Regions from separate parts of the Homo sapiens genome. Here region 1 is linked to region 2. A link is a loop called in an ENCODE intact Hi-C map of the cell type or tissue named here. Cell type or tissue: lower leg skin. All regions are shown on one strand. Each heading gives the region's core, and the rest is flanking DNA. Links, peaks and the distances in the headings are about the cores only.

What was found. Hi-C counts contacts between places; a loop is a spot of excess contacts. Peaks named below come from ENCODE experiments on the same cell type or tissue, not always from the same donor. Only the 100,000 strongest peaks of a DNase experiment are listed, where the experiment ranks them.
Region 1: a loop joins it to region 2, with 9 times the contacts of the local background. A loop is called at or near these places in 4 of 110 quality-filtered maps.

Annotation. Positions count from the first base shown.
Region 1 is chr1:181,358,709-181,368,073 of GRCh38, reverse strand. It overlaps a transcript of CACNA1E not described here. Among named protein-coding and RNA genes, the nearest start is that of CACNA1E, 120 kb to the left of the region's middle. In lower leg skin, for the core only: no CTCF peak of the experiment used is centred there; no DNase peak of the experiment used is centred there.
Region 2 is chr1:181,410,864-181,420,228 of GRCh38, reverse strand. LOC107985232 (a long non-coding RNA gene) reads right to left here and starts at 488. Exons shown (of 3, transcript XR_001738319.2): 1 at 1-488. It also overlaps a transcript of CACNA1E not described here. In lower leg skin, for the core only: no CTCF peak of the experiment used is centred there; DNase peaks (open chromatin) are centred at 4,828 and 6,598.

The DNA.
Region 1 (9,365 bases), core at 2,898-6,897, 52 kb after region 2:
TTTTTAGTAGAGATAGGGTTTCACCATGTTGGCCAGGCTGGTCTCGAACTCCTGGCCTCAAGTGATCTGCCTGCCTTGGCCTCCCAAAGTGCTGGGATTACAGGGGCAAGCTACCATGCCTGGCCAATTTTCTTTTTGTCAACTACTTCACAAGACAATCTATCAAAAGCATTGTTAAAGTTATTCTGAAGACTATATGAGAAATAAAGCATTATTTTCAAAGAAACCAAAGTAAATTATAAATAAATTGGCATATTTCTATGACTCTGGAATAGAATTATATTCATTGCATTTGAAAATGATTAAAATATAAAAGCTACTTTACCATATCTTACCCATCTCTTATGAAACATTTTTAAGTAGTCAACTAGTTACTCTCTGCTATTTTAATATCTAATTAAAGTTATAATTAGAAGTTATTCATTAGTAATAATTTGTTATATTTGATTAATCATATATTATATAATTATATTATAGTTATATATTATATATTATAGTATTATAATATTATAGTTATATAAATATAAATAATTGATTATTAATTCAAATCAAGTTCGTCTGGAAAGTTTCAAGCTTTATTTTTATTAATTTCTTCTACAACTCCAATGTCTATACCCCTTTGAGATGACAAGCTAGAGATCCCTAAATGTTTTGCAAGGTTATAGTGCACAGCAGAAATAAATATCCAGGAGGTCCTGGGAAAAGCTGAGAAAAAAATTCCTGGAACCCAAACAGGAAAAAAAAAAATTAGTTTGAAAGGAGAGATGAGACGGTGACAATTCAACTCAAAAAAGAGCTTCTTAAACAGCACTTTGGGTGAGGCACCAGGCCAAAGATCTTTGACAAATTCTAAATTTTGCTAAGAACCTGCCTTGATCCTGATGAGCGACAGGGCACCCAAATCAGAAGGCGCAACCACAACACTCTTTTGCGTGGCAACCTCCAGGGATGGGAGAGGTAGGAGACGCAGAGGTGTCCCAGGAAGCCAGGTGTCCAGGGCCCGCTCTGGGCCCACCCATCGGTAGCTCCCAAAGTAGCTAATAGGACACGTTAGGCAGGGAAGGCCTCCTTCACCACAGACACAGAATCACAAAATGGAAAGAGGAACAAGTTTTAAGGGATGCAAAACTCCATGCCATTGCCCCTTTACTTATGAAATGGAAATAAAAGTACCCCTAGATGGCTGCTTATGAGAATTATAGATCATACAGGTTAAGTGCCAAGCACCACAGGGGTCTTCAAAGGATGATAGCTACCACTATTATCAGTATTAATCTATCACTCTTCAGTTACCCAATATAAAGGCATATATGCTTCCTCTTCATTTTTGTGAGGCAGGTCTCAGGTTCAGAGAAGTGAAGCAAGTTGTCTGGGGTCACACAGCAAAGAGGTAGCAGGATCAGGGCTCACACTGCTAATCCTTGCAATTGCAGTCGGCCACGTAGCCCACTAAAGTGCCAGGATGCTCTCCCCTCCTACAGCAGCCCTTATGAAGCCTTGGCTCAAATGTTATCCCTGCAACTGTGGCCTCACCTTGGTAGGCTGCTGTTTTACTTCTCAAGTTGCAAAAAAAGAGGGATAAATGAGAAAAGCAGAGGAAAGTGGCAAGATTACAACAGGACCCCTCAAAGTGCCTCAGGTCAAATCAGTTAATAAGATGTACTTATTGACTCTTACCTTGAGACAACTAGGTCTCGTGCAACCTGCAAAGCAAGTAAATCCAATCAGATTCTAGCACATTGCATTGCCTTGAGCCAGCGTCTGATACCATGGACCAAAGGCCATCACAGACCCCTGTAGCAAGAATAGGAGAGATGGAAGGAAGGATGCAACACCACAGAGGTCATGTGTGAGAGGTGCTTCAGTACTCTCCTCCAACCCTAAAATGGAAGGTGTCAGATAGGAATAGGCATTCAGAGAGGATAGTCAAATGAGAACCAGGTCCCCAAGGGGAGTCCTGTTCTCTGGAGGCCCCAGGCCCAGGTTCCATTCATCAGCCTTTCTCCACCTCTCCCCAGCCCACAGATGTAGAGTCAGAGTAACAGAACACCTCAAGTTCACAGGCTCTGGCAGGCCTTTGGTCCCCTGCAACATCTCCCCAGTTACAGCAGAAGGTCCCCAAGAACCATCTCACTTGTGCTCACCAGCCAGTTTGCACAGTACATCTGCCCTAATCCTCCTCTCTACCCTAGCCCCCTTGTCCACTTCCTCTGTGAGGATGCTGTAGCTACCAGCACTTCCATCATCTGCCTTAAAAGACTACCAACTGTGCCTAGGTGCCATTTCCTGCTAAACGTCAGGACACCAGAGCAGGTCCATGGCCCCAGCCACAGAGAAGAAGGCCTGTGCCCAACAAAGCAAATACAGCTCCTTGAACTTCTTGCTGGGATGCCCCTCCCTGTCCAGACCCTGGCTTCAGGTTAGAAAGGGAGAACAGTGTCTAAGGCAGCCACTGAACTGACCACCCCGGCCCAGGCCTCCCCTTGCTACTTTTTCAGTAGAACAACAACAAATCAAGCCAATAGGCTGCAGCTGCCCTGACCCCATCATCAGATTTACCCAACTGTCTCCGAATGCCAGGTAACCCTCAAAGGCTAGGATCGGCCAGGTGCAGTGACTCATGCCTGTAATCCCAGCAATTTGGGAGGTCAAGGCGGGAATATTGCTTGAGGCCTGAAGTTCAAGACCAGCCTGGGCAACGTAGCAGGACCCTGTCTTTACAAAATAAAAATTTTTAAATTAGCGAGGTGTGGTTGTACATGCCCATAGTCCCACCTACGTGGGAGGCTGAGGCAGAAGGATCACTTGAGCCTGGGAGGTTGAGGCAGCAGAGAGCCATGATCGCGTCACTGCACTCCCACCTGGGTGACAGAGTGAGACATTGATTCATAAAAATAAAAAATAAAAAAAAGCTAGGATTGCCATCCTGATAGCAGGCTGTCCTCACCTTCATTCACAGTCATGCACACTCACTGGGAGTGTTAACCAGCACTACCTCCCAAAGCACGTGCTCAGTGCTGCTACCCAGACATGTCCAGGGTGAATGAGACCTCCCAGGCCCCTCAATGGGACAGGGGTGGCTTGGCTAACGAACGCTTCCAAAGGCTTGTACAGAGGAAAGGCCAGGAAACCACTCATTCTCCCAGCAGCCCTGCTGGCAGGAAGGGGGCCATGGGCAGGGGAGCAGGAAAAGCCTCCTGCCCACTCCTATCAAAGCACCTGGCTTTCCCTGCAGAGGTGGAAGACTGGAGCCCAAGAGGATCCAAAGCAACTACTTTCTCCTCCCACACCCCATGGCACCCTCAAGGGAAAATTTGCTCCCCAGAACCACACTGTATTGTATATCGCCTCAACATGCTGCTCCACTCGGAATTCTGTCCCCTCCATGCCACTACATCAACTACCTGGGCACAGCTACTCACCAAGGACACAGCATCATTCTACCTTCCTTTGTCCAGATCTTCGTAATCTTTCTTGTAGCTTCCTGCAATTCAACCCCTGTGTTGAACCATCCATCCCTGTTATTTCTTCTGTATAAGATCTCTGAGGTCTGGCCTTCCAATCTGGCTCCTTCTGGGATAGCCTCCATCCCACCTCTGATCACAGTGATTCATTGTACAGAATGTTTACTGCGTGCCTGCCATGAGCCAGGCACTCCTGACCCACTCATGATGAATCGGTGAGGAAAACAGAGATCCTGCCCACACAGAGCTCACATTCTAAGGACAAGAGACAATTAACGACGGGCATCATAAACAAGTGTGGTGTAAAATACAATGGCTGCTGACCAGCACTATGGAAAAAGCTGGACAAAGGCGCTTAGGATGGTGAATAAAGAAGACACACAATGTAGAGTTCAATGGAAGAGTCAGGGAAGGCTTTGATGCAAAAGTGAAATCTGAGCAAAAACCTGAAGGAGGTAAGGGAGGGAGCCAATCAGAGTCACGGGGAATAAACATTCCAGGCAATCTGGAACAGCCATTACAAAGGCCCTAATGGGAAGGGCATGCCTAGCCTGACTTGCCTCCAGGCTCTACCACCTCCAGTCCCCGTGAATATCACTGTTGGTTTCATCTTTCTCTTTTCCATGTGCCAGTCACCTCCTCAGGAATTCATAAGGGCTTATGGTGAACAGAGGACCAAGTTCAGACTTCTAACTCTGGTGATGAAGACATCCCATACTCTGGCCCCACCTCTCCTATCCGTAGTGAAGTCTGTTGCTGCCCTTCCCAGAGCTCTCTCACCACTTCCATGCACCAAACCACAGCTTCTGCATGCCTTGTTTCTGATGGCTGGCACCTGCAACCTTATTGGGCTTGGCAACTTCCCACATCATCATGCAGAGAGCCAGAGACCAGGGGAGTCTCTTTCTGCCCTGCAGCAACCTATATAGCCAATGACTGATGGACAGGGTCCATGTCAACCACCCTTGCCTACTGGTTGACAAACTGTTTTGTGCAATTTATGCTCCAGAGCTCCCTGAGGGGTCAGGCTGAGGCTGGGATGTCACCTGAAATTGCACCCCTACTTGTTGTTCTCCTCACCTTGTCCTGCCCCTCTAGTCCCTTACCTCTGTCTCCTCGAAGCACTTCCTTGGTAAGTCATTTGCATATCAATCTTTATTTCGAGGTCTGCATTTAGGGATATGACCTAAAACACCATCCAAATTTAGTTTCCACTATTTTCAAACATGGATTCTCTACTTCCTTCCTTAGCCATGCTGGCTAGGACTATTTCTCTCCTCTGAGGTATTATAGTAATAGACATCCCACACGCGCATTTTGGCAGGTATTCACAAGCGGGTTTGTTTCTGGTTTTTGGTTTGTGTAATAGTTTTCCCATATCTACTTCTCATCTTCCTAATGAGATTGTGAGTACCCTTGAGAGCAGGGATGAGATTTTAGGCTTCTTTATAACCTTCAGCACCAGACTAGGCACAAAAATCTGCCCTCAAGACTTAGGGGATGGAATCAGAAATGATACAGGTCTATTTGTCCCCTGTAGATGGTCCCCCAGGGGGAACTATGTCCACAGAGCCCTTGAGGGCCTATATGGGGCATGATGTCAGACCTATGATGGGACATTTATGTCCTTTCACAGATACCTCCACCCTCTCTCCACGCCTCTTGTCTTCAGTAAACTTATAACGAGATCCTAAGGAGGACTCCCAGAGGGAGGGTTACAGCCTAGGGGTCAGGTCAGCCCAAGGCAAAACTGCAAACAAGTCTGTAAAACAGGAAAAGAGTCTGGTTTTCATTTCTCCCATCTCCTCTTTCACATTTGCTCCGGTTCCCCCGTTTCCCTTCCTTGATGTTTGTTTCTAAGTCTTATTCCCATCATATTTCACTCTAATTCCTACTGACATGAGGTCCCCAGCAAGCTGCCTCTGGGAGACATTTGTGTTTCCAAAGCATTGGCAAACTTTAGATAGTCAGGTATCCCAGGAGAATAATCCCTTACAGCATTTTACAGAGCTCACAGTATTTTCACATTCATCATTCCATTAGTTTCAAGCAACAAGCCTGTAAGATGTGTGAGGCAAACAGTATCATCATCTCTATTCTACAGACAAGGAAACTGAGGTCTGGAGAAGCTGAGTTCCTCACTGGAGACTACATACCTATGGACCGACAAAGCCAAGGCCAGATGAAGCCTGTATCCACGTGGGAAACAGCAACAAAGGCAAGAACTCATTCCCGTAATGAGGAGGTCTTGCTGCCATCCACAGCAGAAAGGACTCACACATACCAGTCCATTCTTCCATTTCTGCACCTACTAGGAAAACACAAGAGACTTTGGGCCTCCAGGGAGAAAGAGTCAGGAGTTTGACAGACACAGAGCTGTGTGCTCATGATTGGGACAAAGCACTTCTCCTTTTGGGCTCTGATGAGGAAGGATTGGAAGTTGCTGGAGAAAACAGCTGGATCAGAAGTTGCTGGAAAAAGGTCCATTAAGGTTCATTTAATACCTACTGGATGCCAGATGCTTCAAAATAGTCCTATGAAGGAGGTAATATTAGCCCCATTTTACAGATGAGGAAACAAGCTCGGAGAAGGCAAATGACTAGCTCAAGACTGCAACCTAGTAATTATAATCAATGTGATAGCCATTTAATGAGCTCCTGCTATGTGCCACATACTATGCTGAGTAGTATGTACACTTAACAAATCTAATAATCATTAATGTCTAGACTGGAGAGGCTGTATAAGCTAAGGAATCATACCACCATTTATAGATGTGGAAACTGAGTCTTGTTAAGTAATTTGCCCAAAGCTATTCAGCTTGTAGATATCAGAACCATCCAGGGGACTTAAAGATCAAGTCTAATCCCCTTCCCCCTTACATCCTCAGATACAAACAGAGCAGTGACAGTCACAGGCAGAACTTGGGGCACCAAGGCAGACACCTGTAGGAGGGGAACAGGTTGAGGAAGAAAGGCTTGCAGGAGAGGTGGGAAGAGAATAAACAGCTGCCTCAATGGGGTGACTATGGGGGCATGAAAAGGCCCCTTTTCATGTTGCCTCTGCCCAGGGCCAGCCCTCTAGCAACCACTCCATCTTCTTCTAACAATAATCTGGGAGTTTTCCCAGTGAGTCATGGGAAAAGGAGTCTAGCAGCCAAATCTCCTGCCTTGTGAAACCTCTGAGACCTTCCCTGCTACATCCAGGAAAGGGGTCCCTGCCCAAAGTAGAAGACTGAGCCACATATGGTAGTAGAACAATATTTTTAAATATTAACCATTTTAAATACTTCCAAGCCCACCTCCATATTTCCCTATGCTCCTCTGTCCTTCCCTCATTGAGTCTGCTTACGACAGTACATTGCCTCAGGGAAGGAAGACACAGAGGAGTTACAAAGGAAGAGAAAGAGTTAGATTTGGCTTTTGGGTCTTCAAAGCCCAGCCCTCAGAAAGGAGCAGAGAGGATTCAGTGTCTAGGCCACAGATTGAGGAGACCACATGAAGAAGGCTCTCAGAGTGGTGAGTGGTGAGGGTGACTGGGAGTGGTGAGATGCCACCTGTGAAGCAAGGAGTGGAAAGATGTACTAGGTCCCTAAGAAAGAGGAACCCTGTGTCCTGCCTCCCACCCTTCAAAGGTACTAGAGTCACTCTCCCCACAGGTTTAAGGGATCTGAGAGCACTGTGGGTCCTTGCCCGCTTTCCCAGGTAGAACCCTAGGGGGCAACAAGATCTTGGAAAAGATATAGTTGTAAAGGCTGAGCCACATATGGTAGTAGAACAATATTTTTGTAAAGGGTGTCCAGAAATATTTTGTAAAGGGTGTCCAGAAGATTGTGAGGGTTTTTTTCAGTACTCAAAATTGAAATATAATTCACTTAACATAAAATTCACCACCTTAAAGTGTACAATTCAGTGGTTTTTAGTATATTCACAACGTTTTACAACCATCACCACTATCTAATTCCAGAACATTTCCATTCCTCACCCTCTAAAAGAAAGCCCATACCTGTTGTACCCGTGAGTAGTCACTCCCAATTCTCCCCCACCCCTAGTCTCTGGTCTACAGATTTGCCTCTTCTGGACATTCCAAACAAACAGGATCATGCAGTATATGGCCATTATGTCTGGTTCCTTTCACCTAATATAATGTTTTCAAGGTTCATATCTATGATACAGTATGTATCTGTACTCCCTTCCTTTTTATGGCTAAATTCTTTGTATGGATATGACACATTTTGTTTATCCATTCATCAGCTAATGGGCATTGTGTTGTTTTCATTTTGGGGCTATTAGAAATCATGCTTCTATGAACAGGCATGTACCAGTTTTTGTGTGGTTATATGTTATTGGTTCTTTGGGGTATATGCCTCGGAGTGGAAGTGCTGGGTCATACGGTAACCCTATGTTTAACTTTTTGGGTAAACCCTATGTTTTTTAGGGTGAACCCTATGTTTAACTCTTTTCTGCTAAAGGCTGTACCAGAAATAGGGTTTAGATAGCCCTGTGGTGCTGCCCCTATGGCCCGAGGTGTCATGGAAGCAGCAAAACCCTTATGATTCCCGTGCACCAGAAGAGAGGGAGTCAGACCTAGAGCAGCCTTGCATTGAGAGAGGGAGAGTCAAAACTGCTCAGCAGTGAAAGTAAGGCTGGGCAGCAATGTAGACATTTCAGCAACTGCCAGTGTGAATTCATGACCGATGCTCCCCCATGCACCCCAAGTTAGCTACAATCGTAAGGAAAGGAGGTGATCCCAAATTCAGTGAGGTTAAGTTTCTTCTCTAGCAGAATAGGAATGTATTATAGAAATAAGTTGTATTATAGAAAAATAAATAAAATTACATTTCTTACACACCTAAATTTGTGACTAGAGATAAGTACCCACTACACAGTTTAATCTTAGAAACGTCTCAGAGAAAAGACCAGGGAAGCTCGGGAGGAATTTTAAAACCCCCTATCACCCACACTTCTGGGTGGATATCCAAACTAGCAGAGGAAGCACAGAGCCATAGAGTATCGGAACTACTTCTAGCTTCTTAGTGGGAGCAGAAGCCCACCCGCTTACAATGGCCTAGTGAACTCATTTAGCTGGTTTCAGCTTCCTCCCCAGCATCACCTCTCCCTTCAGCCACACTGGACTGCTTGCTAAGCCCCATATCCATGCCATGTTCAAACTTCTGTGGTTTTGCCCACGCTGTTTTTTTCTGCCTTCTCACCTTGTACACTAAAAAGATCATATGTTAAGGCCAAGTGCAAACGTCACTTTCTTCAGTGTGTCATTTCCGAACCCTCTCAGGTATAATTACTCCATCTCTCCCCTCTGTTCCCTTAGCATGCTGTACACTTTGCCTTGTACTTATTTGTTTATATGTCTCTGTCTCCTGTCCAAACTCCATGCCCCTCCCCCAGCTAAAGGACAGTGTCTTATATCAATATGATTGTACATGCTATGCATTTAGCACATACCCAGTGTTCCATAAATACCTGTTCAGTGAATGATCAGGCCAAGCCTCTATTTTACAAACAGGGAACTAAACCCAAGAAAGGTAAAGAATTTATCAAGGACTCCAACAGTTAGTGAGTGGCTAAGCCACTGATCAAACATAGCATACCCAAGGCACTTTCCAAGGAATGGCCAGAAGCTGCACCAAATAAACCTTCTGGTGTCATCCAAAATTCCTGTTAGTCCCACAACCACTCTCTGAGTTGCTGATAAAATGATAAAAGTAAGGAAATGTCATAAGTGAGGAACATGGCTGGCATATGCATTAGACTGGTATTTGAGGAAAAACATATGGGGGAAAATGTTACGGGGACATTATGTAGCATGCTGGGTGTACTTCTGAGGGAGGACAGTTTATAGAAGCCTGCTTTACATTGATGGGGAATGATAGTTCATTATGAATAA
Region 2 (9,365 bases), core at 2,898-6,897:
AAAATGCAGGAGACCTCCCAGGTTGGTTTCTAGTCTGTTTCACTATCACCAGGGTCCTGACTCAGTGTCTAGGAGACAGGATTTGTAAAGCTGGTGGTATGTGTCCCAGGCTTTCACCTGTATAAGCAGTGGACAGGGCCTTGGGAGGAGCAAGATGCTGTCAGGGCTGCCCACAGAGAACCCTGCCTGATTTCCCACTACAGTAAATCCAAGCCCTGGGAAAGGACCAGGCTGCCCCTGTCCTAGAGCCAAAGGGATCCTGTCTAAAGAACATAAGTCAGGAGAAGCTGAAAGGCAGGAGACAGAAGGGAGGAAAAATTTCCATCTCTACAAAGTGCATGCAGATCCTGGGCAGCCCTGAAGTGGGGCAGAGAACAGACTCCCCACTTCCACTGCTGACTATTCAACTGGAGGACTCTGCAGTCAGCAACCTGTACAACCACACAGTGGACACAGGGAACTCAGCTGCCTCCTTCCCTGGAACTTAGCTGATTAGAATGGATATCAATTCCCCTCAATATGTTTACTTCATCATTCTTTCAGCAAACACTTATTGTGAGTCAACTGCACACTAGGCACTGTTTTGGACCCTGAAGGTAAGACAAAGGCCCTGCTTTCAAGAAGCTTGCACTCCAGTGCAAAATATCTGTGCTTGTATGTATGTGTGTGTGTTTGTGTGTCCGTTGGGGAAACAATAAGGGCTATGATGAAAAATAAAGCAAAATAAAGAGGGAAAGAGAGTGACAATGGGGGAATGCTATTTAAATAGGGTGATCAGGAAGTTCTCTCTGAGCAGAAACCTAAATGAAATGAGAGAGGAGCCATCCTGATAAATGGGAAAAGCATTCTAGGCAAAGGGACCAGCAAAAGGCAGAGGCCTGATGTGGGAGGTCTGAGTACATTCAAGGCATAACAAGGGACCAGTGTAGCCAGTGCAGAATGAGTTAAGGGGAAAGATGAAGAAATCAAACCAAAGACATTCATGCATCTTTAGGAGGCTGGCTGGGCAGGGGGAAGAGGGAGAAGATGGAAATCATGCACTGAGCTAAGGACTGATATGAAATATTTCTTAAGACTCTTGGACAGAAACTACTTGTTCTACCTTTCTAAATCCTTTGTGAATCAAAAAAGAAAAAGTAAGGATCTTTAGCTGCAGTTGGGGAAACAGAGTCTAGCAGGGAGGGGCAGAGGCAGGGAGGCTCATTAAGAGGTGGTTGACATTATGATCTTGGGCAAGTGACTTAAACTCTCTATCCCCCAAGTGCAAAAATGGGGACAATAATGGTAATAATGGTACCAGCTTCAATCAATTATTACATGGATAAATTAATTAATATTTATAAAGTACCTAGAATAGTGCTGGGCATCTAGTATCATATACGTGTGTGGAATAAAAATAATAAAAGGTGCTTGGACCAGGGAGACAGCAGCAGAGGTGGTGAATGGTGATCTGATACATTTTGAGGGGGGAGACACTGGGGATTGGCAAGAATTGAGTGTCAATGTGAGAATCAAAATGACTTCAACATTTCTGGCCCCAGCAACAGAAAAAATGTAGGTTTAATGAAAGAGAAAACTACAAGAGAAGCAGGTTTGGAGAGAAATCAATATTTTGATGTTAGACATGTTCAGCTTGAGATGTCGATGGATGTACAAGTAAAGATGGTGAATAAGTGGGTGGTATCTTAAATTCAGGGAAGAGGTCCTGAGTACAGACACCAATTTAGAGGTCAGCAGTATACGATGCTAACCAAAGGTCTGGGACTGGGCAAGAGCACTAGGAAGTAAGCACTGGTGAGAAGAGAACAGGCTGAGGACCAAGCCCTGGGACATCCAGTGTTTAGTAAGGATTGGGAAAAGGAAGTGGAAACTAGCAAGAGATTGAGAAGCAACCCACAACATAGGAGGAGAACCAAGAGTGGGTATCGTAAAAGCCATGTGACAAAACACTTTCACCTGTACTCCTAGCTCAGGAGGCTGAGGCAGGAGGATTACTTGAGGCCAAGAGTTTGAGATCAGTCTGGGCAACACGGCAAAATCCTGTCTCTAAAAAAACATAAAATATAAAAAATAAGGACAAAAGAGTTTCAAGAAAGAGGAAGTGATCAAATGTTGCTGCTAGGTCAAGGAAGATGGACACGAAGGAACACCCATTGGATTCTGCCTTGGGAAGGCCAATGTCACCATGTCAACAGCTGTTTGTTTGCCTGGGACAAAGACCTGATTGGAATGGGTTCCAGAGAAAATTGTAAGAAAAAAAAATGGAGACAGAATAAACAAAGGGGCTCATTTTTCTCTACATGGGCAACAGACTCCACATGGAACTTGAGGGGTGGTCAGTCCACAGTAACAGAAGGTAAAGGCCTGGTACCAGGGACCAGATGCAGCAGGCGGTCAGTGCAGTGGATGGAGCCTGTACATGCCTCTCCTGATTGCTGCTATTTTCCCAGTGAAGTAGGAAGGCAATTGTAGTCATGAGCTAGGAGCGAGCTGGCAGGAAATGATGGGATTTGAGAGTTAAGGGAAAAGCATGTGAAATAATCTCTAGAGGAGTGTGAGAGTGAATAGAAAAGGGAAAAGTAGTAAGATTTCTGGGCAGGACTAAGGGCCAACTGGAGGTGGCAGTCATCAATTCACAGTGAGGTCAATCGGCGTGGTTGTGACTTTTTCTATAGCTATGGTCACCTGCCCATATGTACATGAAGAATAGGGGAAAGTGGGATTTAGCAGGGCTGAAGTCTTGCCAGACAAGGTATAACAAAGCAGCAGAGGGACAACAAAGTTGAGGGTGAAAATAAGGAGATTATAATGATGGTGAAGCATGAAGTACACTAGAAACCAACTTGAGCTCCAGCATTCTTGCCCTTTGTGGATGATTCATTCTATCTTAGAAGTTGGTAGAAGAAAGAGCTTGAGAGGGTAGGAGGAGACTTCAAGTGAAAGGTCACTATTTTATCTGGAAAATATGTTTGGTGCTTATGATGGAGTTCAGTTTGATAAGATGGGAAATGGTGACATGACTGGGGAAGGGGATAGTGAAAAGGTAATAGGATCAGTGTCTTGTGGATGCAGTAAGATTAAAGAATCTTGGGAACTGAGCACTAGAGGGAGTGGAGAGAAAAGAGGGGGTGATCACACAGTGGGATGCTTGAAACCGAGATTATGGAGTAATGCAGTTACGACAATGTCCAGGCAGACCATGGAGGTGAGCTGTCAGCAGGAAGCAAGAAGGCAAAGTCACCAAACAGAAGGGGCTAAGGAACCAAGAGGTCAGGGTGCAGGAAGGGTCATCTACATGGATACTGAAATCACTAAGAACTGCCAGCAGCTGAAGACGTGGGGAAGAGAGGCAGTAAACCCAGGGCTAACCCATTCTTCCTGGAATGAAGCAAGTGACTTGGGAGTTTGTAGATGGTGGCAACGAGGGGTAGTAGGTGGTATTATCTGATGACATGCACGCCACAGCTGGCATTTTTAGGACAGGAGAGGGGAGTAATGGTCTGGAAGCAATAGTGAGGAGCAAATTGCTTCTCTAGACTCCAGGGTCCAAGGCAGCGTGGAAGGGAAAGCAGCTGTCACATGAGGCAGCTGCAGAGCAAGCCGCATTCCTGGGGGGAGGCTCCAGCAGAAATAAGAGAGTGAAGGGGACTTCCAGAGAAGATGAGGAGGATGAACAGGACTTTGCTGATGATGAAACATGAGTGCCAGACAGTGTATTAGTGAAACCGTGCCCCAAAGAGTTAAAGAGGCCAATGACTACATTCTTTGGCTTACAGGATAGCAGATAAGAAAAGAAACAACCTGCTGAAAAGCTGAAGCTGAAACTGTGCCCCAAAGAGTAAGAAACCAATGACTAACAGATATTCTTGAGCTTGCAGAATGGCAGATAAGAAAAGAAACAACTTGCAGAAATGCTGAAATTCCCCACAACGTGAGATCAAGAAAAAACTGGCTGACATCGGTTGGAACCAAGATGGCCTGGCCTACTGGCGTCTGCAGAACAAGCCTGCTGACACCACAGCCTGAACTTCCATGACATGTTTCATACTAAGTCCTCAAGAATTTTCACATGCGACCTGTGAGGTAGCATGAAGAGATAACTGAGCATGTCCAAGGACTTTCCAGACCTCCCCTTTCCCTCCACCAATCACTTACTAATCCCTTGAACCTTTTCTAATGAAAATACTGCCTTGAAGCGAGGACAGAGAGACAGATTTGGGCTTGACATCCCGTCTCTTTGTGAATTGACATGCAATAAAAAGCTTCTCTTCTCAAAAACCCAGTGCTGTAGTATTGGCTTCTAGTGCCCCGAGCAGCAAGCCCTCTTTGCTCAGTAACATTAGGGTTCGTAGAACTGGGGAGGGGTGTGGAGAAGATCAAATTAAGGCATGTACAGAGCCATGAGGCTAAGGAATTTGGGTGGTGAGGGGAAAAGCCATGATGAGGCCGTGAGTGTTGGGGAGCAGAGAAGGATGGGGCAACATCACTGTCTCTATCACTTCCCATTTTCTTTTCAACCCACTCCAACTGGGCTACTGACCCCATCGCCCTGTGGAAACTACTCCCATTCAGGTCATCTCTGTGTTGCCAAAGCCAGTGTTTCCTTCTCTATCTTCATTTTATTTGACCTCTCAGCAACATTCTATGGAGATGATGACCTTCCTTCTGAACACACCATTTTCCTTACTTCTTTGTCCCTATACCCTCTGGTTACCCTCCCACCTCCTTCTACTCCTTCTCACCTCCTTCATGTGCTCTTCCTCCACTGCCACACCCCTAAAGGCTGACATTCCCCAAGGCCATTGATGTGTGTACCCTGGTTTACCTCTTCATGGACCTGCCCAAGTGAAAACAGTCTCCCAATCATCCCCGCCAGCACCCCAGGTAGGTGGCTGGTACTAGATCTTGACATCCTCCAATCAGTAAAGTTTAACTTAGAGACATAAAAGTTATTTCCACATTGCTAGTCATGGTAAAGCTAGTTTTTCATTGAGTATTGTGGGATTTTTTGGGTTAGGCCAGATGATAGGCATTGAGTGACATGAACAATGTGCATGACAGTCTCAGCCCTCAAGTTGTTCAGGGTCCTCTTAGAAAGATAAGATGGAGGTGCATTAAAAAATAGTACTTCTAAATATGAAGAAAGGCCAGCTATCAGAGCTGCATTGTATTTAAAGGAAGTCTACTCCCTCCTACTTGTCTTTCGAAGTCATGATGAGGTGACTTACTCAAGGTCACACCACTAATTAGGTCACCCTGGGAATTAGACCCAAGTCTCCAAACCCCAACACCAGTGCTCTTACCATGGCATCTCAATAGGTTGTTGAGAGAAGTACTTTGAGAGTTAGAATGAAAGGCACTGTGCCATCATGGTTAAAGGCATGGATTCCACAACCAGACTGCCAGGGTTCAAATTACTAATTAATATCAAATCACAGTAACAATGCGGTTGTTATCCACGTGACCTTGAGAAAGTCACTTAACTTCTCTGTGCCTCATTGGTTACATGTGGCTAATAACTGTACCTACCTCATAGTTATGGTGAAGATTAACATGAGTGGATATATGTAAGGTGCTTGGAATGTTGCCTGGCACTTAAAGACAGGTATGCAAGGCTCTAAATACTAATAGTGCTGAGAGATGAACAACCAAGAGATTTGTTGAATGCTGGCTGTGCCCAACTCCTCTCTGAATCCCAGGAGCCCGGCATACATTCGGACTCACTGAATGAATGAATGAGCGAACTAACAAACATTAACATCCTTATGAAACAGAGATCAGCTCATTTACCCCTACTTGTATCATCCAGAACATTCACTGAAACCAAGTAGGTAAATCCCACCACGACCACCACCATCAAAATACATCTGTGACTAATCTCTTTGTACTTGATGACATCTAGCAAGTCAACAATCTAAAGCAAGAAGAGATGAAGACATACAGACCACAGGGCATGCCAGCATGCCGAGTAAACTCCGGCATCCACAGGACAAAGCAAAGTCCTTCTATGGAGCAAAAACCTGGGGCAACCGAGAGAATTAAGTGAAATCCCATCTTCCTTTAATTTAGGACTCCTAAGAAGAAAAAGCCAAAATTCTCAACAGGTGTGAATTAAAGTTGGCCTTTTGCCCTACACAAACAGAGCAGAAATAAAGCCAGGAGTGGCCACACAGATCTTGGACATTTTCCTCCATCCACTGGAGATGTGCCCAAAATGTAATCATTCATCCAAGGAGGATATTAAAAAGGCAGGGTTAGCTGCAGTTCCTGAAGTAAAGATGAAATAGATGATCCACGTTGTGAAGGATTCTCCCTGGCTTTCAGGAAAGCTCAGAGAATGAAACAGACCCCAGTTCTTTCTCCACAGGCTCTTAGTAAAACAAGTGAGCCTTGGGGGCAAGGCTGATTCACCCACATCTGACAGCTGAACGCCTCAGTGAGGCTGGACGAGGCCTACAGCCGGGTGGTGAGATCAGGGACTGACCACGAGGACCTCATCCAGAGGGTCCAGCCTCTCGTTAGTCGCAGCACAGCGAAAGCATCTCCCGACCCTCCAGGGCGGCCTCACGGGGCCCATCCGCTCCAGGAACCCACCCCGACCTCAGGCCCAGCCAGCCATGCCCGCCCCCGCGTCCCCGCCATACTCACTCCCATTCCTTGCGCCGGGCCTGCGGGGTGCTCTGCATCTTGTGCGCCTCGTGGGCCTTGATGATGTCGCGCTGCTCGATGAGGCCCCCGCGCCGCCGCTTCATGACCTCGGGGCTCACCGGCAGGAAAGGGCTGGAGCCCGCCTCCAGTGCCATGGCGCCCTCCCAGCCCTGGCCCTCGCCCTCCTGCACCTGGAAGAAGTTGTCGAAGCCAGAGGCGGCGCGCGGGGAAGCCGGCAGCATGCCCACCTCGTCCGAGGCGTCGGCCTCGAGCAGAGCGCACTGCTGGGGCCGCCATGCCTCTTCTTCCGGCAGGGCCAGGACGTGGCGTTGGCGGCGGCCCGCGGACCTGGGCTCAGGGCTCCCCGCAGCCGGGCAGGGGGCGGGCTCGGGCAGCCTGCGGTCTGGGCTCAGTCCACGCATCTCGGGCACCATCACAGAACATTGCTCTGTGGGAGGGAGAGGGCAGAGACAAGGAGTGGGGAAGGGAGGGAGGGAGGAAGAATGGGGCCAAGGTCACAGGGAAATAGAGAAGAGAAAGAAAGAGGTTAATGGCATTGCCTTCCAGGCCAAGGCTTCTGGCTTGCTCAGTGCTACATCCCGGGCCTGACCCACAAACTGGCACACAGTGGAGCTCGATAAATGATGTTGAAATTAGGAGCATCCGCGGCGGACCAGGCTGGGCCCCCAGGTGTCCAGAATTTAACAAAGTGGACTGGATTCTTGCCCTCATAAACTTACAGTCTACTGCAGAAGACACAGATTAAAGAAATAATGATATGCCGCGTTGGTAAGGTTTAGAGGTGCTGCAATAAGGAGAGAACTCCGAGGGCCGCACATCTCAGCCCCACCTCGGACAGCTAGCTGGCTGTTCCCTCCCATTTTTGGTAGAAGAATCCCTCTAACCCCTTCCCCAGGGCCCACTCTGGGGGGATTGCCACCACCACCTGCTGCCCTGCCTCCCAAGTGCGTGCCTGGGGGCACCAAGCCACAAGGTGGTCTCTCCTTTTTTTTTTTTGAGATAGGATCTGTCACCCAGGCTGGAGTGCAATGGTGCAATCACGGCTCACTGCAGCATCAACCTCCCAGGGTCCGGTGATCCTCCCGTCTCAGCCTCCTGAGTAACTGGAACCACAGGCACACACCACCACATCCAGCAATTTTTTTATTTTTTGTAGAGATGACGTTTCCCCGTGTTGCCTAGACTAGTCTCAACTCCTGGGCACAAGCGATCCTCCTCACTCAGCCTCCCAAAGTGCTAGGATTACAGGCATGAGCCTCTGAGCCCAGCCTAAGGAGAACTCTTCTTGAGAACTGGGTCCTGTATGCAGGTTCCTTCCTCCTTTTTTAATGCCTGTGCCTGCCTCAGGACCTGGGGCCACGTGTGACTCAGATGCCCCTGCTGCTCCCCTTGGCATCATTCTCCTTTTCCATGCCAAGGAGGACATAACCAGATTGGCCTCTGAAAGACGTACGTATTCAATCAGCGTTGACTGAGAACTTACCATGTGCAAGGCACTGTGCCAGGCACTAGGCACAACAACATGAGCTGGACTTAGTCCACATCATCCTCATGGAAGAGGCAGGAAGAACATCGATTGTGACCACATCACAGAATGTGCTATGATTGGCGTAGGCCTGATTGCTAGAGGAGCACATGAGAGGCACACCTGGCTGGGCGCAGTGGCTCACGCCTATAATCCCAGCACTTTGGGAGACCAAGGCGAGCAGATCACTTGAGGTCAGGAGTTTGAGACCAGCCTGGCCGACATGGTGAAACCTAGTCTCTACTAAAAATACAAAAATTAGCCAGGTGTGGTGGCGTGTGCCTGTAATCCCAGCTACTTGGGAGGCTGAGACAGGAGAATCGCTTGAACCCGGTGGGCAGAGGTTGCAGTGAGCTGAAACCGCACCATTGCACTCCAGCCTGGGTGACAGAACAAGACTCCATCCCAAAAAAAGAAAAAAAAGAGGGGCACCTAGCCCAGCTGGGGTTGGTCAGGAGGGCTTTGTGAAGGAAAGGACCCTGGAGCCGGGTTAAACAGAGTTTGCCAGTTGAAGAACAGGAGAGGAAAACAGGCAAAAGGAAGAGCATGTGCATGAGAGAGGATTTAGGGAAACCAAAGGATTCTTCCTGCCTCCCTGGTCACTCCTCTCTCCTCCTTTGTGCACTGTTCCTCCACTACTACACCCCTAAAGGTTGAGTCCAAAGCCATTGAGGTGTTTTCCCTGTTTTACGCCTCATGGACCTGCCCAAGTGAAAGCAGCACTCCAGGTGGGTGGCTGGTACTAGATCTTGACATGCTCCAATTAGCAAAGGTTTAACTTAATGAGAGACGTAAAAGTTACTCACACATTGCTAGTCCCCACAGCAGGTCTAAGTACTGGGGGGAGTCCTTGTGGCTTGAGAGGGCCTGAACTTACCACCTTTTCAAGATACCTGCTTATTGCCTCCCTCCTAGCCAGGAGCCCAAAACCAGAATTCCTCCCAACCACACGTCTCAGTGACCACAGGTGGCATCTAAGAAGTGTCCCGTGCTCTACATGCTCAGAGGAACTCTGGCCTCCAGATCATTCAACCAGTGTTGGATGGTTGAGCACCCACTATGTGTTGGGAGCTGTACTGGGCCCCCAGGGTGGCATCCTCCCAGAAAGTTGCCCTCCAGACACCATCTCCCACCCCGCCTTCCCTGGGTTGGACGGCAAGTCAAATTGCAA